Regions from separate parts of the Homo sapiens genome. Here region 2 is linked to region 1. A link is a loop called in an ENCODE intact Hi-C map of the cell type or tissue named here. Cell type or tissue: K562. All regions are shown on one strand. Each heading gives the region's core, and the rest is flanking DNA. Links, peaks and the distances in the headings are about the cores only. Region 1 overlaps ABHD2 (abhydrolase domain containing 2, acylglycerol lipase). Region 2 has its middle 6.6 kb from the start of CARMAL.

Region 1 (11,959 bases), core at 1,430-9,429:
TAGGGGATGTCTTTTACCTTTGGCTGTAGAATTAAGGAATTGAAACTTAAATTTATATTGCTTTAATAAAAGAATCAAGATCAATGTATTACATTCATCTCATATATATATATATATATATATATATATATATTTTTTTTTTTTTTTTTGAAAAGGACTGATGTCTTCAATACCAACAACAGCAAACTGAAAGGCAGTAAAAGAAAGGGTAACCTACAGACTAAAAGAAACATAGACAAATCAATAAATGCATATGTAGGCAGTATGTGGATCCTGATTCAAACCAGCCAACTGGCAAAATAAACAAACAAACAAACAAACAGCACTTCCATGAGACAATCAAGGAAATCTGGACACTGACTAGACATGGGATGCTATTAGGGAATTATTGCTAATTTTTTGGGTGATGATGGTATTTGTGGTTATGTTTAAGAAAAAGTCCTTAGAGTCTTTTAGAGCTACCTAGTGAACTACTTACAGATGAAATGATATCTGCAACTTGCTTTAAAAGAATGTAGTTTCTGAGGGAGGGGTTGAATGGATAGGTGTAGAGGAAACAAGATGGGGGTATGAATTCATGTTATTGGAGCTGGTAGTGGCTACACTGGGGTTCAATTTTAGATGCAAATCACAAAATGGGCACGAAACCAGGGGAGTTTAGCTCTCTAGACACTGCACAAATACCTTACTTGCCTATCCAAGTTCTTTTTTTGTTTTTGTTTCTTGAGATGGAGTCTCACTCTGTTGCTCAGGCTGGAGTGCAGTGGTGTGATCTCAGCTCACTGCAACCTCCACCTCCTGGGTTCAAGCGATTCTCCTGCTTCAGACTCCCGAGTAGCTGGGACTACAGGTGTGTGCCATCATGCCCAGATAATTTTTTGTATTTTTTTAGTAGAATACGGGGTTTCGTCATGTTGGCCAGGGTGGTCTAGAACTCCTGACCTCAAGTGATCTCTAGGTCTCGGCCTCCTTCCAAAGTGTTGGAATTACAGGCGTGAGGCACTTCACCTGGCCTGAATATCCAAGTTCTTGACTTGCCTCTAGATAGCTATGTTCTCCAGAAGAGAGAAGGGGTGGCAGGAACTGCTCCCCAGGCTGGGCCAGATATTGGTCCACCAGGATAAACTGGCTGAGGACACAGGAGAGAAGTGTGGAACCCTGGGAGGGGCAGCTCGGGCAGAATTACAGGGAGGGAATGGCTTTGCAAAATTCAGAGTGAATCTTGCTGGAAGGAGGGTAGGTTTCAAAACTTCAGAAAGAACCAGGATGACTCCAAAAGGAAAGATGCTTTCTGAAAGTTGCAAAACTCTCAAGAAGTGATAATCACAAATGAGAAGAGAAAATTAACCCCCAAACCCAGTATAGTTTCACTGGGAGTCTTTTTTGAGAATAATCCATAAGGATTTTTAAAGAACTTTGTCCATCCATTGATCTACCTATTACCAACATAAATAGAATTCCCTGAAAATGCCTTCATTTCTAATCAATGTAACATTAAATTATAATAAAATATGACCCATACTGGTTTCAAAGCCATTTTCTAGTGAGAGATTTCTCTTTGGACTGTTAAAAGAATTTTAAGAGGTGTTGCGGAAGGCAATGGATTTTAATCCCTCAGAAGAGGGTCCCAACAAACAGGCATTTACAATTAGGTTCAGAGCAATCACTTGGGCAAGGAAGAGCTGAGCCAACCATTATGCTGCTGGGGTAACTGCTTAGAGAAGGCTCAGCTTTCCAGTTCATATTTTGCAAAGTGAGTGGACCAAGTACTGATGAAAACGAATTAAAGTCAGAAGAGAATGAACTGGGGAAAGAATGCATCTAATGGTACCCAAGTGAATTCAGATCTCCTGGCTCAAATAAATTATGTCTCAGAGTGCTGAGAGACTATAAGAATAGTGAAACAGCTTTCCTGTGGTCTTTGAAAAAATATGGAGAATGAGAATGAGGTTCTGTAAGAGTGGGATGGGCAAGCATGACCTTAACACCCCAAAAAGGGAAAAAAGGCAAGGGCAGTATGAATTAAGATTGGAGATGAATTAATGGGATGTGGATGTAGACGATACTAAAAAAATACCTTGAAAGCAATATGCTAATGAAACCTTAAGAATAAAGTACATTAAGTACTTTCCCATAATGCTATCACACCGACCTAAGAAGTATTTTTACTTGTAGAAGGAGGGGATTTCTTTCCAGGTTTTGCCTATATACAGTCATATTTTTAAAAAATTATGATAAAAACACATAACATAAAATTTACCATCTTGTTTTTTTTTTTTTTTTTTTTTTGAGACAGAGTCTCGCTCTGTCCCCCAGGCTGGAGTGCAGTAATGGCATGATCTCGGCTCACTGCAACCTCCGCCTTCTGGGTTCAAGAGATTTTCCTGCCTCAGCCTCCTGAGTAGCTGGGATTACAGGTGCGCGCCACCACACCTGGCTAATTTTTGTATTTCTAGTAGAGGTGGTGTTTCACCATGTTGGTCAGGCTGGTCTCAAACTCCTGACCTTGTGATCCGCGTGCCTTGGCCTCCCAAAGTGCTGGGATTCCAGGCGTGAGCCACCGCACCCGGCCCTTCCCTACTTTTAATATATACATTCTGTCGTGTTATATATTTTTCTTGATTTTTTAAAATAAAAGCTGCCTCGTTTCCCACTGAGTTGGTATATTATTAATTTATTTAACTATCTCCCATGCTGGACATGTGGATTATTTCTAATTTGGGCACTGTAAGAGAGTAATCCTGCAGTGGGGGCAAAACCAGGACCAGCCCAGCCTGCAGAGAGAGGAAGAGGGCACGATCCTAGGCAGGCTGGCCAAGCCCAAGACAGGGCTCCTGCCTTGCACAGCCGGGCCTCTGGGAGGAGGGATGGTAGAGCCTCTGGACCCAAAAGACCCAGCCAGAAGGTTCTGGGCTGGTAGCAGGTTGCCCTTCAGGGGCAGAGTCAATCTGTAGAGAGGTCATCATCTCCAGCTAGTTCAGCTTGAGTGTGAGCAGAAGAAAACCATGTTTGTACCACACAAGGGAGTGGGCCAAGAGTTTTTGGTACCTGCCAGGCTGGGCTTTGTTAGTTCCACTGGGGTGGAAGGATGGGGCAGAAAGATGGACTTCAGACTAGAGTAGGGATGGCCACCTACCAAGCCCCTTTCTTCCTTATCAGAATCTTTTCCTTTTGCAGGATGTACTTTTACAGGAATGAGTTAGAGTCTCTCATTATACTGATAAAAAAAAAATTAACAACAACAAAAAAACCCACAAAAAGCCCCAAGGCACTAAGGGCAACCATGTGGTCAGGTCAACTTCACAACCCAGTGGTGGAAAAGCTGAGCTGTTTCCCAGGGTGAGGTTCCGTCCATAGAGTCTCATTTAAACGCTGCAGTTTCCCCCTCTTTGTTTGGCTGTGATTCAAAATTACTGATGGCACAAAGTTACTGTATTTTATAGCTCTTCAACTATAAAAACAAATTTTAGGAAAGTCCCAGTCTCTGGGGAAACTTTATGAATAATATTTGCTTTTGCCATAAACTCATCTCTAGCCTGAAGTTTGCCCATCAAAAGCAAGAGAGACAATATCCCCACCATTTGGCAGGAAAAGTGGTACCTGCCTCTTCCCCATGGCAGGAAGGCCTTGCTCAAAGAATGCTAGGATGTTCAGGTTTACCTGAACCAAGGAGGTCAGGTCTTAGTGATGTTAACACATCCACTTAGCCCGGAGTATAATGTGCCTTTAAGGAGATTTGAAACACTCCTCTGATAATTCCCCTACTGTCCTGTAAGGAAGCAGTCCTTGGGACTGGCTTTGTGGAAGACAATTTGTCCACAGCCTAGGGAAGGCAGGGGCAGGGGGATGGCTTCAGGATGATTCAAGCACATTACATTTATAATGTACTTTTTCCCTATTATTATTACATTATCATACAGAATGAAATAATTCTACAACTCACCATAACATAGAATCAGTGAGATCCCTGAGCTTATTTTCCTGCAACTAGACAGTCCCATCTGGGGGTGATGGGAGACAGCGACAGATCATCAGATATTAGATTCTCATAAGAAGATGCAAACTATCCCTCACATGCGCAGTTCACAATAAGGTTCATCCTCCTATGAGAATCTAATGTCACTGCTGATCTGACAGGAGGCGGAACTCAGGCAGTAATGTGATCAATGGGGAATGAGACTAAATACAGATGAAGGTTCACCCACTGCTTCCCTACTGCTTTGCCCACTGTGACCTGCCCACCGCTCACCTCCTGCTGTGCGGCCTGGTTCCTAACAGCAGTTGGGACCCCTGCTGTAAGGGGCTTCTGCCCCTGGCCTGGGCCCTGTGCTACTGTCCTCCTCACCCTCACCTCCTTCAGAAATCCCTCCTCATGGACCCCCCACTTGACTGAGGACCTCCTTGGCACCCATATGCCTAAATGTGTAATATCTTAGTAACATGTATTTGTTGCTTTGTGGCTTTGTAAATATCACTCTGCTGTCTTAAGTGCTGTGAGGTCCTCAGATACAGACTATCTTTTACACCCAAACTGCAATAAAATGCTTTTGTTTTAGTTTTATTATTACTGGTCAATTCTGTAACATAAGGTTGTTGAGGGCTTTCTTGGGAAAGAATTTATTTTACCTGAAACCAGACCAAAAATGCTTCTCTCCCCATTTTCTTTAAGCTCCATGAAGGCAGGGAATTAGTCAGCCTTGTTCAAGGCTGTGTCCCTGTTACCTAGGAGGATGTCTCACCACACAGAGTCCCCAGGCGGGTTGGCAGCTGTTTATGCTGAGGGAACATGTTAAAGTCTGCCGGATACCAGGTGATTTCAGGGCATCTGTGTCCCTCCTTCAGTGGTTCAGCACATTTAGGTAGAAGGTGAGCTAGTTTAGCAGCAGCTAGACTTTGCTAACTACAGCAAGCGGGTGGCTGGCTTCTCTCTGAGCCTTCAACCGGCTCTGGCTAGATGGGAGGTGAGCTACGGGAGGAGAAGCCAGAGGGAGGGGTTCACTGAGGAAGCGGGTCTCCAGACTCAGCTAGGAGAGATTTACCAGACGCATGAACTCTCGTGTGGCCCCTGCAGAGGCAGACGGGCCTCCCCGGCTCCACCTTGGTGTGATGGGAAGCACTTATGCAGCTGCCACCATCCCAGTGCTGAAAGGCTCATCGCCCTCAAGCCTTGGCAGGAAAAAAAAAGGTTATACTGGTTTAAAGTAAGGAACTGTGCTCCATTTATTCCATAGATCTGGTTTAAATGTTGAGGGTACCTGAGCCTTGGACCAGCACACACAAGGACAACAGTGTCTCTCTGACCTGGTGCCAGTTCCCATATGCAGGACCACATGATCTTAGCCTGGGCAAGTTAGTTCTCTGTGCTCCAGACAATAAAGTTGCAACTTGCTCTTTGTTGCATGAGGTTGGTGTGCCAATAGTTAGTTATGTGTATGAAGCCCTCTGAGGTCTCAAGGAAGAGGCTGTGTAGGCTATGTCTGCAAAATGTATAGCACCTCACAGATTTTAGTTTTCTAGCTTCTTGAGCCTTCTTTGCCTTAGTTCAAACACCTTAGCTTGCTGCGTCAATCATGTGCTCTTGCTGACAGCAGATGGCGCTACTGCAGCAAAATGAGATGAAGGGATTGTCGTGTTAAGATTTTGTGCATTGAAAAAAAAGAAAACAAAACAAACGTCCTAGTTCTGCTCCCTTGGATCCTGGGGTAGGCCCCTTGCTCATGTCTTTCTTATCCCAGTGACTGGGCCCGACAGGACTTTGGTTAATTCTGGTTACACGTGGCTATGAGCTGGGAGTTGGATATTACTAGTCCCACCAAGATAAAGGCACATGTCCTCTCAGCTGACTCCCCAGTGTCCAGAGGAGTGAAGGAAAAGATTCCTGGTAGGAAGATGGGGGACTAGCCTGGTCCTGGAACGCGAGAGCAGCTGGAGAGACCACTGAGGTCACTAACCCCGGGGACTGCTAAACGTAACTAAACTGAAAACTCGCCTATGAAATGTATCCAAAATGCAGACTTCTGAGGTCCCATGCCTCCAACTTCATGAATCAAAATCTCCAAGGGTGGGGCCCAAGAAACAGAATTTCTTTCTAACATGATCCTCCAAGTGATTCCTTATGAAGTGAGGCAGTCACTAGTTCACTGGACCGGTCTTTGTGATCCGCCGATCGAACCCACCTCCTTCATTTTACAGTGAATGACGATGATGACGATAATGAAAATGAACAGTGGCTTACGTTCTGCGTGCTGGGCACTGTTCTAAGCACTTCACACGCATCAACTCATTTGACTCTCAGCGGTGCTATGAGGTAGGTACTGCTTATCATCATCATCCCCATATTGCCGGCACGGAAAAATAGAACCCAGACCTTGGTCCTGGGACTCAGGAAGGGTTTCATCAGAGATGTTTCTCATGTCTATCGTGGGTACATTTAGATCACCTTTTTCAGCCAGCTTTAAGCCTCATAGGGAGAGGCTGAATCCTGGGCCCACATGTGTCTTTTGGGTGTGCTGGCTTTAAATTCCAGTAATATGTATTTTTAGAAATAATATAGATGGCCTCTATCCATCAGAAAGTAACAAGGTATGTTTAAACTGCAGCATGAGATATACAGGTGAGGCAAAAAGATTCTTTGAATAACGATAAGGACTGTTTGGCATTAGACTGGATCAATAGGGAGGTGTTTTTAAACTTTCCCGTGTGTTTCAAATTTTTTCATCAGATTTTTAATAACTGGTTATACTCATTGGTAAAACGAAAGACACCATGAAGAGTACAGAAAAAAATATGAATGTATTTGAAGAGCCTGGAGAGGTGTGTGTATAGTGTGAGTGTGTGCATGTGTGTGTGAACGTGTGAGTGTGGTGACTCTTGAGAGACCTGGGACAGCAGTGATCTTCAGGGGAATCGGGGCAGATGACCACGCCCTCCTGGGACTCATCCTGTGGGGCATCTACTGGCAAGAGACTAAGGGGTGGGAGAAAGCTTGACCCAGTAGATCAGCTCCTTTGTGATGATGCCTGGGATGCCTGACAGAGACAAATACTTAAAGGTGAGGACACTGATTAAATGATTTCTACAGATCCCTTCCAGATGCCATCTGGGACTCATCTCTTGCAGGAAGGAGGGATCTGGGATCCCAAGGCCCAGCTTTCAGATCCCAGCTTGCCAGTCTCCTGTGCTCTTTCATTAATCCACGTTTCTATAAAAACTCCTGAAGCCTGAACAAATTAAGTCACCTGACAGAGATTCCCTAGGAGACAGCAACTATCAAAGGGGGTTTTACTTCTCCAATTACAGATCTGACCCCAAAACGCAGCTGCATATCCCAGGCTTAAGGGGTCTGATGGGGCATCTCCAATGTATGATATGCAGACAAAACAAGGTGAGTCCAAGACTCAGAAACTTCTACTCAGTCGGCCACAGTGTTCCCCGGTCTTCACAGAACAGTGTGTTGTGCGTCGGGGCATCTCTATAAATAAGGGCTAACTGAAGGCCCTGATGGAAGGCGGAGATGACTCACCTCAGTGCACTGTACCCCTGGCACACGCTGACGCAGCACAGGACCTTCTCTTGGTTTGCCTGAGTCTCCCCCAAGTATTTGCACACAATGTTACCACCCAGGCTGAAGCCCACGACGACCAGCTGGGTCAGGGGATATGTCTTCTTGATGTAGTTCACCATGGCTCCAAATTCCCACGTGCAGCCTGTGGGCAAAAGGGTGAGATTGCTCAATCATTTCAGGTGCATCCTATCTGGAGAAAATGCAAGCTGGAACGTTACTAAATGGGTGCCAGTATACTAAAAGAGAGAGAAATATATATGTGTATATATACGTGTGTGTGTCGGGGGATGTGTGTGGAGAGAGAGACAGACACTGCTCTTTGGCTATCCAGACAGAAGTTCCCAGATGCCCCTTGGGATAAGAGGAAACAGGGCCTCAGCAGTGCCAAAGCGTGGAGGTACCATGTATCAAATGTACAATGCTTCTTAAAAGGTAGGTCACAAGAACCGTGTCTAGATAATCATGGATATCAAAGCAGATTTCAGGGTGTGCATGAGCACATATGCTCACACACAGACCTAAATAAAAGCTAGGCCAGCCTGGACAAAATGGTGAGACCCCACCTCTACACACTACAGGTGTGTCCTTGTAGTCCCCGCTACTTAGGAGGCTGAGGCAAGAGGATCCCTTGAGCCGGGGAGGCAGAGGCTACAGTGAGCCAAGATCGCATCACTGCACTCCAGCCTGGGTGACAGAGTGAGACCCTGTCTCAAAAAAATAAAATAAGTAAATAAATAAATAAATGCAAGAGCAAAATCCTTTGAGATTAGCTTCCTAGGCTACAAATTGGGATGCTATACCCATGTGTATGATGATTCATGGTGTTAAGAAAAGTAGCAAGTGGATGTTATTTACAGAATCTTCTTGACAGAGTTGGAAAGGAGAGGAAAGATAAACTTCAGTCCAGAGGGACTGCCAGGATGCTCTGTAGGATTAGGGTAAAACGTTCTTGGTGACATAGGGACAGGGTGCCAAGGGAGGCAGGCTCATTCAAAAATACACAGATGAGACCTCTTAACAGAGAGGGTTGTTTGGGCCTCATTTGCCCAGGAGAGATGATCTCAGCTGGTGTCCCCTTGGGAAGTTATTGAAGCCATGTTATGTCTCAGCAGCTTTGCTAAGAGGAGGAGGTGAATGGCCATATTACAAGTGAAGGGATTCATCACATCCTTCTAAGGCCCAACCTCAAACTCTGTAGGGAGCCAATTTAAAATCTAACATGGAAAGATAGGGATGTCGACGCAAAGCACATACAAAATAGACTGGCATGAGAAGAGTACGGATTTACAATGGAAACGGGAGTTGTTGACTTTGGCACCAGCTCAGAGGTTTTGGCATTCTTAATAGAGTTGAACAGCTCCTTCCCTAATCATCAAGCCATGGGGGAAAGTATCTTTTGAGCCTGGGGTAAACTCCCCTTATATCTGTCTTCTTTTGTGGTAGGATGTAGCCTAAGCCAGGCCGGCACAGCCCCATGCAGTTCTTAAGCTGCAGTGTGCATAGAATCACCTGGAGAGGGTGTTAGAAATGACCATTCCTGGGCCTCAACTCCAGAGAAGCTGATTCTGTAAGATGGGGACCAAGCCCAGGAATCTATAGTGACTTTGTTTTTGAGTAGGTAATTCATGCCCATGGTAGAAAATTCAAATGCTGTAAAAGATGGAGTGAAAGGTAAGTTTCCTATATTCTTTTTAAAAATACCAGTGGTAACATACACATTGTTCGGTGGCTCTTTTTTTCCCTTTACAATATGTCTGGCAATATTATGCATCAATACACTTGAAACTGCCCTATTCTTTTTTATTTTTAATGGGGTATAACATACATACAGGAAAATGCACAATCAATGAAATTTTACACATTTATACCCAGGTAAGCATTGCCCAGATGAAGACGCAGAATATTTTTGACACCCCTGGAGGCCTCCTCATGCCTCTTCCCAGACAGTATCCCCTATACTTTTGACTAATAATCATGATCTGGAAATGCTGGGGGCTTAGAAGGAGCTTAAGCAAGAGATGCCTAAAACTAAGGGAAAAACCGGGCCAAGAGCTGCTTCCTCCCAAACAGCAGGACCCAGGCACCAACTTTGAGAAGGCAGCCCGTCTCCCTCTCCAGTGAGATAGTAGAGGATCAAGCTGCTTATTTTTCTCCCTCTTACACTCAGCAGAGGCTGGGGCAGTTTGCAGGCCTTCAATAAAGAGTTGCTGAATTGAGTGGATTCTGATGACAAGGCCTCTGAATGGGCCCTGAGGACAGGGAAGGAACAAAAACCTGGTCCAGAAGGATCCTTGAACTCTTAACTTTGGAATGTGAAATGCCAGACTGTTGTCCCCACCGAAGTCAGATTCATTCAAGTTTCTTTTTGTTCGTTTGTTTTTGAGACAGAGTCTCGCTCTGTCACCCAGGCTGGAGTGCAGTGGCACAATCTTGGCTCACTACAACCTCTGCCTCTCAGGTTCAAGCGATCCTCCTGCCTCAGCCCCCTGAGTAGCTGGGGTTACAGGCATGTGCCACCATGTCCAGCTAATTTTTGTATTTTTAGTAGAGACAGGGTTTTGTCTTGTTGGCCAGTCTGGTCTTGAACTCCTGACCTCAGGTGATCTGCCTGCCTCCGCCTCCCAAAGTGCTGGGATTACAGGCATGAGCCACTGCCCTGGCCAAGTTTCTCTTTTTAAGAAGGTAGCAATGGAAGGAATATTATGCCTCCAGGGAATGCTGGATTTCAAAATGTAGCTGTGATATAAAAAAGGGGATGTGCAAACAAACAGCTGAGAGCACAATGAGCAATTAGCTGATATCAGCTTCTACACCACGCAACAAATAAAAAATTTAGAAATCCCAAAGGAGACATTTGTTCACCTCCCTTGGGCCATAACAGGCACTGAAAACCAGGCCTTAAAGGAGCAGCCTGGCCTCATGGCTAAGTGAAAAGGCCCTGTGGCCAGACTGCTTGGGCCTACCACTTAGTGGCCCCAAATGTTCTCAATTTCTCTTTGATGACAAGTAACCCCCGTATACAGGGAAAATCTTCAGCTTCCAGGCTCCTTTCTGGAGGCTTAGAACCTACAGGAATAGGATGAGGCCTGGGAATGGGAACTTTCAACAAACAGCCCAGACAATTTTTGTAGTGAGGAAACTGTGCAAAATACCGTTACCTTGGGTAAGTTACCAAACTCTCCTAGGTCTGTTTCATCATCTGTAAAATGGAAGTAACAAGAGTAAAGACTTCGTAGAGTTGTTTAGAGATGTGAATAAAGTGATATACATAAACAGCTTAGATCAGGGTCCAGAGCATAATAAGCATTCAATGTTAATGGCTATAACTGACTCTAATTATTTTCTCTTTTAAAAATATGTAAGTATACCCATGTTTATAGCAGCATTATTCACAATAGCCAAAAAGTGGAACCAACCCAAGTGTGCCTTGATGGATGAATGGATAAGAGCAATGTGGTACATGTGTACAATGCAATATTATTCAGCTTTAAAAGGGAAGGACATCCCGTCACATGCTACAGCATGGAAGAACCTTGAGGACATTATGCTACATGAAGTAAACCACTCACAAAAGGACAAATACTGTAGGATCCTACTTATGTGACATACCTGGACTAGTAAAATTTACAGATGGAAAATAGAATGGTGGTTGCCAGGGGCTAGGGAGTTGTTGTTTAATGGGTATAGTTTTAGTTTTGCAAGATGAAAAAATTCTGGAGATTGGCTGCAAAACAATCAATATACTTAACACTACTGAACTGTACACTTAAAAATGGTTAGGATGAAATTTTGTTATGTACATTTTATCACAATTAAAAATATATTTAAACAAGAGTGTAGCTGATCTAAAATTTAGGGTTTTCTCTAAAGTAGTGTTCTTCAACCTGATTGCACATTAGAATCACCTGGGGATTTTTTTTAAAAAAAAAGCAGGAAAAATATTTATTATAGGGTATTAAATGGCTTACTGAATCATTGAGAGAGTTAAAGAAATAGCCTCAAAGCCAAACACCTGGGGAGCTTCTAAAACACCCATACTAATGCCTGGGGCCTCCCCAGCTTCATTAAGTCAGAACGTCTGGGGGTGGGATCTGGCCATGGGTGTTCTTCTACAAGATCCTCAGGTGCAACCACTGTGGCTGTGGCGCACTGCTCTAAGGAACGAGGCTCTCTCCAGCTCAGACCAATGCGAGAAGGCATTTTTTTGAAGCACTCTCTCATCTCTGGGCCACCCCTTTTCAGACTCCCTTTCCTTTCTACTTGCAGTAAACAACCTTCACAGATGGGGGCGCTGCTTAGCCTTTCGGAAGCTTAGCCTGGTAGCAGTTTTCCAAACATTTCCTCAAAGCAAGGTTTCCACAGGTAGCACATCGCCGTTCAACACAACCAGGCGCT
Region 2 (11,959 bases), core at 2,408-10,407, 140 kb after region 1:
AAGATCGTGCCACTGCACTCCAGCCCGGCAACAGAGCCAGACTCTGCCTCAAAAAAAAAAAAAAAAAAAAAGTGAAATATTCTGATTTGTCCATTCTAAAGAATTTTTTCTTTAATGTTTTCAATGAATACGAATATATACTGTTAATGAATGCATTAGTAAATATATTCAAGAATATACTCTTATGAATATAAATAAAAATCTATTGATAAGAAGTCTAAACTACTCGATGACTCTTAGGTTCCAGCAAGCCCATAGTCTGTGAATAGATTCACAAGTGGAATATATTCATATTCACTGAGAAAAACTTTCTTCAAAATTTTTGACAAATTTGCCAAAATTGGCACACATCTCTTAATTAAAAAATTTCATCCCTCCTTTCTTCCATCCATTCATCCATCCAACGGATATTTATTTGAATGCCATGACATGCTCAGCACTGGGGCATAGTGTGGTTGAACACAGACCCAGCCCCGGCCCTCATAGAGTTTACAGTCTAGTAGGGGAGACAGTTACTCATTAAGTGATCATTTCAAACAAACCCTGAAACTGGCCGGGTGCCATGACTCATGCCTGTAATCCCAGCACTTTTGGAGGCCAAGATGAGAGGATCACTTGAGGTCAGGAGTTCGAGACCAGCCTGGCCAACACGGTGAAACCCCGTCTCTACTAAAAATACAAAAATCAGCTGGGTGTGGTGGCGGGTGCCTGTAATCCCAGCTACTCCGGAGGCTGAGGCAGGAAAACTGCTTGAACCCAGGAGGTGGAAGTTGCAGCGAGCTGAGATCGCGCCACTGCACTCCAGCCTGGGTGACAGAGTGAGACTCTGTCTCAATTAAAAAAAAAAAAAGAACACTGAAATTGCAATCTTGACCAGTGCTACCATACCTTTTCCAGCTCATGACACGCCCTTTGGCACGCACTGCTTTGGAATTTTGATCATACTGCTCCCTTTGCTGGCAATGCTCTTTCCCGCTTTCCCTGCTTGGCATATGCAGCTTAATTTTAAGACCCCAGTCAACAGCGCTCACTGTGGCTCTGGCTCCTATCCCCAGGAAAGATGAACTGCTCCATTATTTATGTTCTAGCAGCACTTGGCATAAACTTCTAGCAGTGAACATATCAAACCATAATATATTATATCTGTGTCTCTTCTATTAGATCGTAAGTGCAATAGGGTCAAGAATTCTGTCTTCAGAGGCTTGGGTGGAGTGAGTGTGCATGTTTAAAAAGAGAGAAGTTTACAAAAATGTTTAAAAAGAAAGAAGTCGGGGGGTGGGGGGCGGGTGGGCAGGCGCAGTGGCTCACGCCTGTAATCCCAGCACTTTGGGAGGCAGAGGGGGCCAGATAGCTTGAGCTGAGTTTAAGACCAGCCTGGGCAACATGGTGAAATCCCATCTCTACAAAAACATACAAAAAAAAAAAAAAAAAATTAGCTGGCTGTGATGGCAAGCACCTGTAGTCCCAGCTACTCAGGAAGCAAAGGTGGGAGGATTGCTTGAGCCTGGGAGGTCGAGGCTGCAGTGAGCTGTGATCGCCCTTTGCACTCCAGCCTGGGAGACAGAGTGAGACCCTGCCTCAGAAAAAAAGGTATCCTTACCTGACATGGAAAAATTCCTCTGGGCACCCATTAGGGGACAGACACCTCCATTTACACTCATCCTTTTAAAGCCTCTTATAATTTGACCCACAATATAGACATCAAAAATAAGCTTGAGGGAGGCCCAGCAGCCATGGTGGCAGACAGGGCTGGCAGGTAAGGCTCTGGTGGCCACTGACTTGAGGGAGAGCAGCCTGCTGACCTCAGCCAGGGCTGCAGCAGTGGGGCCAGTGCCAGACAAGGTGCTCCAAGGGGCTAGGACCAAGTGCAGTCATCTTTGCCTCTCTGGCATCTAGCAGCATTGACTAGATGCTCACACACTCGAGAAATACGTGTTAAGTGAACGGTCCCTGTGACAATCAAGCAGACTTTTTTCTTTCCGATGACACACCTCCTCTGGCCGCCACTGTCACCCTGCAGAGCAGAATCACTCTTCTGCGGGGAAGCTGGAAGGGAAACAGGCCAGGACAGCCTGGGTGAAGCAGGACTGTGTTTTGATGAGCTGAGCAAGCCTGGGTGCGGGACCCTGAGGTTACGTAGCAGACCAGGGACCCCAAGGAAGACTGCATGGATTTTGTGGGCAAAATCAGTCCATTTCAGAAATAGTTGGTGGTTTAATTGAGCCTGTGGACCAACTTGCAAAAGCAGCAGAAAATGAGAAGAGGAAGGTAGTTGGTGCTTGGAACTTGCTCCAATTTATGGCAAAACACAGAGAAGCCCAACAGCAACAACTTCTAGCACAAACAGCAGAAGAGAAAATGTGGCTAAAAAGGTGGTGGATTGAATATGAAGCCTCGTGGAAAGTAGATGCACAGAAGGAAACACATTTATTGGCCAGTTTATTTTCAGATGTGACTAACGACCTGAGTATGTCGTGTGAGATGCAGTGTGAGGAATACAGCCTTTCTGAAGGTGATAATACAAATCTGGAGGGGGCTTGTTTTAAACTTTAGCGCATATCTGCTGGGGAACATTGGTGCCATGTAGCCGGCAGCCACGGCAGTACAGGTACTCATCTCTGGCATTCTTAGTCTGAACTGAACAGTCTGTAAACGTTGATCTTTTTGTTTTTTTGTTTTTGTTTTTGTTTTTTTTCTGTAAATTCACAAAGACTTGGAAGGAAGAGCAATAAATTATTGTTTTCCAAACAAATAAACTTGAGAGAAAAATAATCCTTTTTCTCTCTTTTTTTTTTGAGACGGAGTCTCGCTCTGTCGCCCAGGTTGGAGTGCAATGGCGCAATCTTGGCTCAGTGCAACCTCTGCCTCCCGAGTTCAAGTGATTCTCCTGCCTCAGCCTCCTGAGTAGCTGGGATTACAGGTGCCCACCACTATGCCCGGCTAATTTTTGTATTTTTAGTAGAGATGGGGTTTCACCATGTTAGGCTGGTCTCGAACTCCTGACCTCAGGTGATCCGCCTGCCTCGGCCTCCCAAAGTGCTGGGATTACATGCATGAGCCACTGTGCCCGGCTGAGAGAAAAATAATACTTTTATGTATATGCTTTTATAGGCACAAGATATCTCTAGAAATATCCATGAGGAACTCTCATATTTCATCAGATCTAAGATGCCCTCAATTATAAGATATACCATTGTTGCATGCACAAGAAAGAAAAAAGACTGCTAAACGGAGAGGCAAAAGATTCAGAATAGCCAACACAATGTTGAAGAAGAAGAAGAAGTCGGAGGACTGATACTACCCAACTTCAAGGCTTACTATAAAGCCACGGTAATCAAGAGACTGTGATATTGATAAAAGAATAGGCAAATAGATGAATAGAACAGAATAGAGAGCCCAGAAACAGACCCACATAGCTATACTCAACTGATGTTTGATAAAGGAGCAAGGATAATACAATGGAAAAAAAGACAGTATTTTCAACAAATGGTCCTGGAACAACTGGACATCCATATGCAAATAAAAAAAAAAAGAATTCAGACACAGACCTTGCACCCTTCATAAAAATGAAGTCGAAATGGCTCACAGACCTATATGTAAAGCACTAAACTATAAAACTTCTAGAAGACAACAAAGGAGGAAATCTGGATGATGTTGCGTATGGACATGACTTTTTTGATGCAACACCACAGGCATTAACCATGAAAGAAATCATTGATAAATTGGACTTCAATAAATTAGAGAAACTTCTGCTCTGTGAAAAACACTGTCAAGAGAATTAGAAGACAAGCCACCAACTGGGAAAAAGTATTTGGAAAAGACACCTGATAAAAGATTGTTATCCAAAATATACAAAGAACTGTTAAAGCTCAACAATAAGAAAATGAACAACCCAGCTGAAAAATGGACAAGCGACTGGAACAGACACCTCACCAAAGATTTTACAAATGAAGTAAGCATGTGAAAAGATGCTCCACATCATGTGTCATCAGGGAACTTCAAATTAGATCAACAATGCGAGGACCCAAACACGTGTGTTGCTCCACATCCTCACCAGCATTTAGTGTTGTCAGTGTTCTGGATTTGGGTCATCTCATTGAATCAGTGTGAATGAATGAACTCTCATTCATTGCTGATGGGAACGCAAAATGCTACAGGTTCTTCAGGCTCTTTGGAAGACAATTTGATGGTTTCTTTTCTTTTTTTTTTTTTTTTTTTTTGAGACAGGGGCTTGCCCTGTCACCCAGGCTGGAGTGCAGTGGCAAGATCACGGCTAACTGCAGTCTCTAACTCCTGGGCTCAAACAATCCTCCCACCTCAGCCTCCTGAATAGCTGGGACTACAGGCATGTGCTACCATACCAGGCTAATTTCTAAAACAAAAATTTTGTAGAGACAGAGTCTTCCTATGTTGCCCAGGCTGGTCTCAGACTCCTGGACTCGTGATCTTCCTACCTTGGACTTCCAAAGTGTTGAGATTGTAGGCATGAGTCACCACTCCCAGCCTAATTTGGCGGTTTCTTACAAAACTAAATATACTTTTACCATATGAACTAGCAATTGTGCTGCTTGGTATTGACCCAAATGAATTAAAAACTGGTGTCCACACAGAAATCTGCCCATGGATGTTTATAATCAGCTTTATTTATAATCATCAAAATGTGGAAGCAAGCAAGATGTCCTTCAGTAGGTGAATGTGTAAATAAACTATAGGTACTTCCAGACAATGGAATATTATTCAGCACTAAAAGAAATGGGCTTTGGGTGATAATAATGTGTCAATGTAGGTTCATTGATTATAACAAATTTACCTCTCTGTTGCAGAATGTTGATAGTGGGGGAGGCTGTGTATGTGTAGGGCCAGGGAGTGTATGAGAACGCTCTGTACTTCTAAATTTTGCTGTGAACTAAAACTGCTCTAAAAGATAAAGTCTATTTAAAAAAAGACTGCCAGTTAACTATATGACATGATGCCATAACGACAGCCTTGCATGACACATGATTGATCACACCAGCCCTTCATGGCTTTGAAATTTCTTGCATCTATTCTGAGAGATCTGGCAATTTCCCCAGTCTTAAATTGCATTGTCTGGCATGAATTTGAGTAGGTAACATTCCTTTTTCTCTTTTGGGTATCTTCCACTTTGGGGTCCTCAAATGGACCAAGCATGCATCAGCAGCATCAATATCACCAGAGGGCTTGTTAGAAACGTGGAATCTGAGGCCAGACGCCGTGGCTCACACCTGTAATCCCAGCACTTTGGGAGGCGGAGGTGGGCAGATCATGAGGTCAGGAGTTCGAGACCAGCCTGGCCAACATGGTGAAACCCTGTCTCTACTAAAAGTACAAAAAATTAGCCAGGCGTGGGGGTATGTGCCTGTAGTCCCAGCTACTTGGGAAGCTGAGGCAGGAGAATCGCTTGAACCCGGGAGGCTGAGGTTGCAGTTAGCAGAGATCGCACCATTGCACTCCAGCCTGGGTGACAGAGCAAGACTCCATCTCAAAAAAAAAAAAAAAAAAAAAAAAAGAAATGTGGAATCTGACCCATGCCAGACTTAGTGAATCAAAATCTGTGTTTTATCCAGATCCCAGCGGATTTGTGTGCACATTGCAGTCAGAGAGGTACTGCTGCTGAAAACCTCTCAATGGTTGCTCTGCAAGAAAATATGGAATGGAAATCATTACTCTAACAATTCATAAATTCGCTTCACTAATATCAATTTTGCACCTCACTGTTGTTTCTGTAACTTTCTGCATCCACAGTGACCTTTCATTTAAATGCTGATAGTACCGTCTTTTTGAAGATATTTTAAATAGCAAGTAAAGTCAGCGCATGTAGCGTCAACAATGCACATAAATCATTTGAAATGATGACAATACCAAAGCTATAGCCAAGTTTGCTCAAGTGCAGGCAATGGTATCAATGTGATGAGAGCCACCTAGCTGACAGCTATTGTAAGACACATCCTGATTTCAGAGATGTTAAAATGTGAAAAAACATGTATATCTTAGAAGTCAATGAAATATGGTAACAAAATAGGCTGCTTCTGGGGTAGGAACTGGATGGCTAGAGAATAAATGGGAGGGAGATATTTCATTGTATCTTCTATTTTGTAATCCCAGGACCCAAACCCCAAATCTCTGAATCACTTGTGTACTACTCAGTGATAGTAGACACTGTTTTTAATGTAATTTAAGATTGACTTGGCTTGGTGGTGGCTTATATCTGTAATCCCAGCACTTTGGGAAGCCAAGGCGGGTAGATCACCTGAGGTCAGGAGTTCAAGACCACCTTGGCCAACATGGTGAAACCCTATCTCTATTAAAAATACAAAAATTAGCCAGGCATGGTGGCGGGCACCTGTAATCCTAGCTATTCGGGAGGCTGAGGCAGGAGAATTGCTTGAACCCAGGAGGTGGAGGTTGCAGTGAGCTGAGAACGTGTCATCATATTACAGCCTGGGTGACAAGAGCGAGACTCTGTCTCAAATTAAAAAAAAAAAAATTGCCTTGGCTTGGCTGGGTGCAGTGGCTCATGTCTGTAGTCCCAGCACTTTGGAGGCCAAGGCAGGAGGATCACTTGACCCCAGAAGTTCGAGGAAACATGGCAAAACCCCATCTCTACAAAAAATTTAAAAGCTAGCCAGGCATGGTGGTGCTTGCCAGTGGTTCCAGCTACTCAGGAGGCTGAGGACGGGAGATGGCTGGAGCCTGGGAGGTCTAGGCTTCAGTGAGCTATGATCACACCACTGCATTCCAGCCTGGGCAACAGAGCAAGACCCTGTCTCAAAAAAAAAAAAAAAAAAAAAAAAAGACTGACTTGCCTTTTTGGAAGGCTCTATGTTTCAAGGTTATAGTAAAAAACAAAAGAAAACAAAAATCTCTAAAACTTCGGAGCCTTTTCCACAAATACTATTAAATGACTTATGCTCCTCATTTGTAACTGTTTTTTTTTTTTCTTATTTGGGTGTGAAGGGATGGGTGGAGATGATGGGAAGGCTTACATTTATCCCTGTTGAATAAGAGGCTGTTGGAGTCAGCCCACAGGTCTAAAACTTTGATTTTCAAATTCTAGTGTGCATCAGAGCCACCTGGAGGGCTTACTAAAACACAGATTTCTGCTGGGCGCGGTGGCTCATGCCTTAATCCCAGTATTTTGGGAGGCTGAGGTGGGTGGATCACTTGAGGTCAGGAGTTCGAGACCAGCGTGGTCAACATGTCGAAACCCCGTCTCTACTAAAAATACAAAAATTAACCGGGCATGGTGGCGGGCATCTGTAGCCCCAGCTACTCAAGAGACTGAGGCAAGAGAATTGCTTGAACTGGGGTGCAGAGGTTGCAGTGAGCCAAGATCACGCCACTGCACTCCAGCCTGGGCAATGGAGTGAGACTCTGTCTCAAAAAAAAAAAAAAAAAAAAAAAAAGAAAGAAAGAAAGAAAAAAAAGAGATTTCTGGGTCCCACTCCTGGAGTTTCTGATTTCAATAAGTCTGAGGTGGAGCCTAAGAATTTGCATGTCTAACAAGTTCCCAGGTGACGCTGATAGTGCTAGTCTGAGGACTACACTTCGGTCAGTTGCTATAGCCAGCCTGTGGAAATTCCTTTGGATCATGACGCCATCCTTAAGATATTAGCTGTCCCTCCCAGCCTATTTTCTGTACCTTCATCTAAATCATTGACAAAAGGTTGAACAAGGAGAGACTGAGGACCCAGCTTTGCAGCAAGAAGCTTCAGACTGCCAAGGATCTACTCATCAGTTCTTGTAGGATATGATGGGTTTCCATCAGCGAGAAACCAATAGTCATACTCCTCAGCCTACAAGCTCCATCCTGTTCGTGGAAACAGCCCAAGGAACTTTATGAAAACCTTGCTGACATCTAGGCAGGCACAGGGTTTATGTATTCCAGTCCACAGTTTTGAGGGTTGTTGCCATGCCCTGTTGAAGGCTGTGTGACCGTTGGCAATTGCCTAGTTTTCTTTCTCCATCTCATTTGGGGTGAGAGAGGCAGGAGCCAGCTCAGATGCATGAGTTTAAATTAGTCACACTCCTCAGCATCACTGGTCACCGAAAGATTCTCTCTTGTTTTATTTAGTTGATTATACCCCGTATTAATCAGAGTAGGCTAGGATTGAGAGGTGACAGCATGATGGCAGCCCTCACAGCCCTCGCTCGCTCTTGGTGCCTCCTCGGCCTCGGCGCCCACTCTGGCCGCGCTTGAGGAGCCCTTCAGCCCGCCACTGCGCTGTGGGAGCCCCTTTCTGGGCTGGCCAAGGCCGCAGCCGGCTCCCTCAGCTTGCAGGGAGGTGTGGAGGGAGAGGCGCGGGCGAGAACCAGGGCTGCCCGCGGTGCTTGCAGGCCAGCGCGAGTTCCGGGTGGGCATGGGCTCGGCGGGCCCCACACTCGTAGCGGCCGGCCCCGCCGGCCCCGGGCAGTGAGGGGCTTAGCACCTGGGCCAGCAGCTGCTGTGATCAATTTCTCGCCGGGCCTTAGCTGCCTTCCCGTGGGGTAGGGCTCGGGACCTGCAGCCCGCCATGCCTGAGCCTCCCCGGATCCGCTGAGGGCTCCTGCACGGCCGGAGCCTCCCCTATGAGCGCCACCCCTGCTCCACGGGTGCCCAGTCCCATCGACCCCCCAAGGGCTGAAGAGGGCGGGGGCACGGCGTGGGACTGGCAGGCAGCTCCACCTGCGGCCCCGGTGCGGGATCCACTGGGTGAAGCCAGCTGAGCTCCTGAGTCTGGTGGGGACTTGGAGAACCTTTATGTCTAGCTAAAGGATTGTAAATACACCAATCGGCACTCTGTATCTAGCTCAAGGTTTGTAAACACACCAATCAGCACCCTGTGTCTAGCTCAGGGTTTGTGAATGCACCAATGGACACTCTGTATCTAGCTACTCTGGTGGGGACTTGGAGAACCTTTGTGTCCACACTCTGTATCTAGCTAATCTAGTGGGGAGGTGGAAAACTTTTGTGTCTAGCTCAGGGATTGTAAACGCACCAATCAGCACCCTGTCAAAACGGACCAATCAGCTCTCTGTAAAATGGACCAATCCACTCTCTGTAAAATGGACCAATCAGCAGGATGTGGGTGGGGCCAGATAAGAGAATAAAAGCAGGCTGCCCGAGGCAGTAGTGGCAAACCGGCTGGAGTTCCGTTTTGCGATGTGGTTTCGTTCTTCTTTCGCTCTTTGTAATAAATCTTGCTACTGCTCACTGTTTGGGTCTACACTGCCTTTATGAGCTGTGACACTCCCCAGGAAGGCCTGCAGCTTCACTCCTGAAACCAGCGGGACCACGAACCCATCAGAAGGAAGAAACTCCAAACACATCCCAATATCAGAAGGAACAAACTCCAGACACGCCGCTTTTAAGAACTGTAACACTCACCGCGAGGGTCTGCAGCTTCATTGTTGAAGTCCGTGAGACTAAGAATCCTCCAATTCCGGGCACAGGATTATGCTGCAGTAACAAACAACCCAAGTCCCAGGAGCTTAAAACAAGAGTTTATTTTTCACCAAAATTATCTATTTAATAATGCAGGTTGGCAAGATGGAGACTAGGGGAGGGTTCAGCTAGTTGTATTTTTTCAGGGATCCAGGGTGATGGAAGTTTCTTCTCAACTTTTGTCTTCAGGATCATCTGTGGTAGTGGATCAGAGCATTCAATGATCTTCCACCACAAGTTAAATGCTCTGGTCTAAGCTAGCACACATGACTTCCACCCACAACTCTTCAGGTAGCACTGATTCCATGTCCTTGCCCAACTACAGGGTGGAGGAGGCAGAGAAGTACAATCCACCCAGGAGCTTGGGAGGAAAGGAGAATAGCCTCTGAATCATAGAAGACTCCATGGCAGCTGCTTTTGTCTCCCTTTGTCACTGCCACGCCTCCTCTTCCTCCATAAATAGACATTCCAGTGCTTTTGGTGTGTATCCTCTTTATTTGCATGTGTTCTTGCAAAATGTGTAGCGTTGTATTATGGACATGTGCTTGTGATGTATGTAGATCTATTGCGCTGCAAGGCTTTTAGTCTATTTTTCTCTTTTTTTTTTAATTTAACACTTTTTAATATCCATCCATTTTGCTAAATGTGAATCTAGTCTTATAACTGCTGCGCATATCACATTTTACTTATTTACTCTCTCAGTGATGGGTATCTAGATCACATCTTGCTGTCATAATACCACTGTGAACTTTTTTTTTTTTTTTTTTGCCTGATGAGAAGGCATTTTTATATATTGGGGCTAACCTTCTGTCTTTTACATTCCATGTGTATTTTTATCAGTCTGTGATATGTATGTTAACTTTCTTCATGTCTCCCATGGAATCAAAATCCTTAATTTTGGCCAGGCATGGTGGCTCATGCCTGTAATCCCAGCACTTTGGGAGGCCAAGGTGGGCAGATCCCTTGAGGTAAGACAGGCAGATCACTTGAAGTCAGGAGTTCAAGACCAGCCTGGCCAACATGGTGAAATCTCACCTCTACTAAAAATACAAAAATTAGCCAGGTGTGGTGGTGCACGCCTGTAATCCCAGCTACTTGGGAGGCTGAGGCATGGGAATCACTTGAACCTGGAAGGTGGAGGTTGCAGTGAGCCGAGGTCGCGCCACTACACTCCAGCCTGGGCAACAGAGCAAGACTGTCTCAAAAAAAAAAAAAAATCCTTAATTTTGTATTATCAAATCAGTGAAATTGTTGCCTATAGATATACTTTCAGAGTTTTAAAAAATTCTTCTGTATCCCTCTGTTGTCCTATATTATAATTCATATAATTTATTATTTTCCATTTTCAAATTTAGATATAGAATCCATTGGATTTCCAGCTTCATATATTGTATTAGGGAGATATGCAATTGTATTTTTCTTTATATGAGTAATCAGTCTTCCCAATGCAACTTATTAAATATTCTGTCCTTTCATAATTGGCATGTGGTGATTACTTTTTCTGTATCTATGGTGTCTGCAGCTGTCTCATTTATTTATTTGTATATTTTCTTTTTCTATATTAACTAGTCCTACCATAAGTCTATGTACTGATACATATTTTCAAAGAACAAACTTTTGGTTTTATGAATTTTCTTTGTTTTCTATTTCATTAAATTTTTAATTTTTAAATTCCTTCTTATTTCTTTATGCCTGCTTTATTACTCTTTCTCCAACTTCTTGAGCTAAATATTTACCCATTTATTTAAATCTATTTTGTTCTCTGGTAAATGTAAGGAAAGCTATATAATATTTAACTCTCTAAGTAAGTATTGCTTTAAGCATGCCACTCAGGATTTGACTTATATTAATCATCATTCAACTCTCAGAATTACATAATTTCCCCTATGGTTTTTTAACCCAAGAATTATAAAATAATGTTTTGTTTCCAGATATATGAGATTTTTGGTTATCATTTTGTCATTGACGTATATTTTTTAGTCAGATAACGTAATCTGTGAGATGTATTTTATTTAAGCTGCCTTCATGGTATTGTATATGGAAAATTTGTTGTAAGCATTCCGTGTGCTTAAAAAAATGTAGGCTAGATGCAGTGGCTCACATTTCTAATCTTAGTACTTTGAGAGGCTGGGGTGGGAGGATCCCTGAGCCCAGGAGTTCAAGACACACCTGGTCATCATAGCAAGACCCCATCTCTATGCAAAAAAAAAAGTTTTACTAGTTGGGGGTGGTGGCGTTTGCCTGTGGTCCCAGCTACTTGGGAGGCTGAGGTGTGAGGATTGCTTGAACCCCGGAGGTCAAGGCTGCAGTTAGTAGTGATCGTGTCACTGCACTCCAGCCTGGGTCACAGAGTGAGGACACACAAAAAATGTATATCCTCTGAATTGCTTGTATTAGTCTGTTTTCCTACTGCTATAAAGAACTGCCCAAGACTGGGTAATTTATAAAGGAAAGAGGTTTAATTGACTCACAGTTCAGCATGACTGCGGAGGCCTCAGGAAACTTACAATCATGACG

The links. A loop is a pair of places that touch in the nucleus more often than their neighbours do. Peaks named below come from ENCODE experiments on the same cell type or tissue, not always from the same donor. Only the 100,000 strongest peaks of a DNase experiment are listed, where the experiment ranks them.
Region 2: a loop joins it to region 1, with 4 times the contacts of the local background. A loop is called at or near these places in 7 of 110 quality-filtered maps.

Annotation. Positions count from the first base shown.
Region 1 is chr15:89,171,559-89,183,517 of GRCh38, reverse strand. ABHD2 (abhydrolase domain containing 2, acylglycerol lipase) reads right to left here. Exons shown (of 11, transcript NM_152924.5): 6 at 7,523-7,706. Among named protein-coding and RNA genes, the nearest start is that of RLBP1, 44 kb to the left of the region's middle. RefSeq lists a silencer at 5,446-5,740. In K562, for the core only: a CTCF peak has its summit at 5,595 (motif pointing right); a DNase peak (open chromatin) is centred at 5,597.
Region 2 is chr15:89,028,389-89,040,347 of GRCh38, reverse strand. No RefSeq gene overlaps it. Among named protein-coding and RNA genes, the nearest start is that of CARMAL, 6.6 kb to the left of the region's middle. RefSeq lists an enhancer at 8,225-8,726. In K562, for the core only: a CTCF peak has its summit at 5,939; a DNase peak (open chromatin) is centred at 5,922; H3K27me3 peaks cover 56 bases.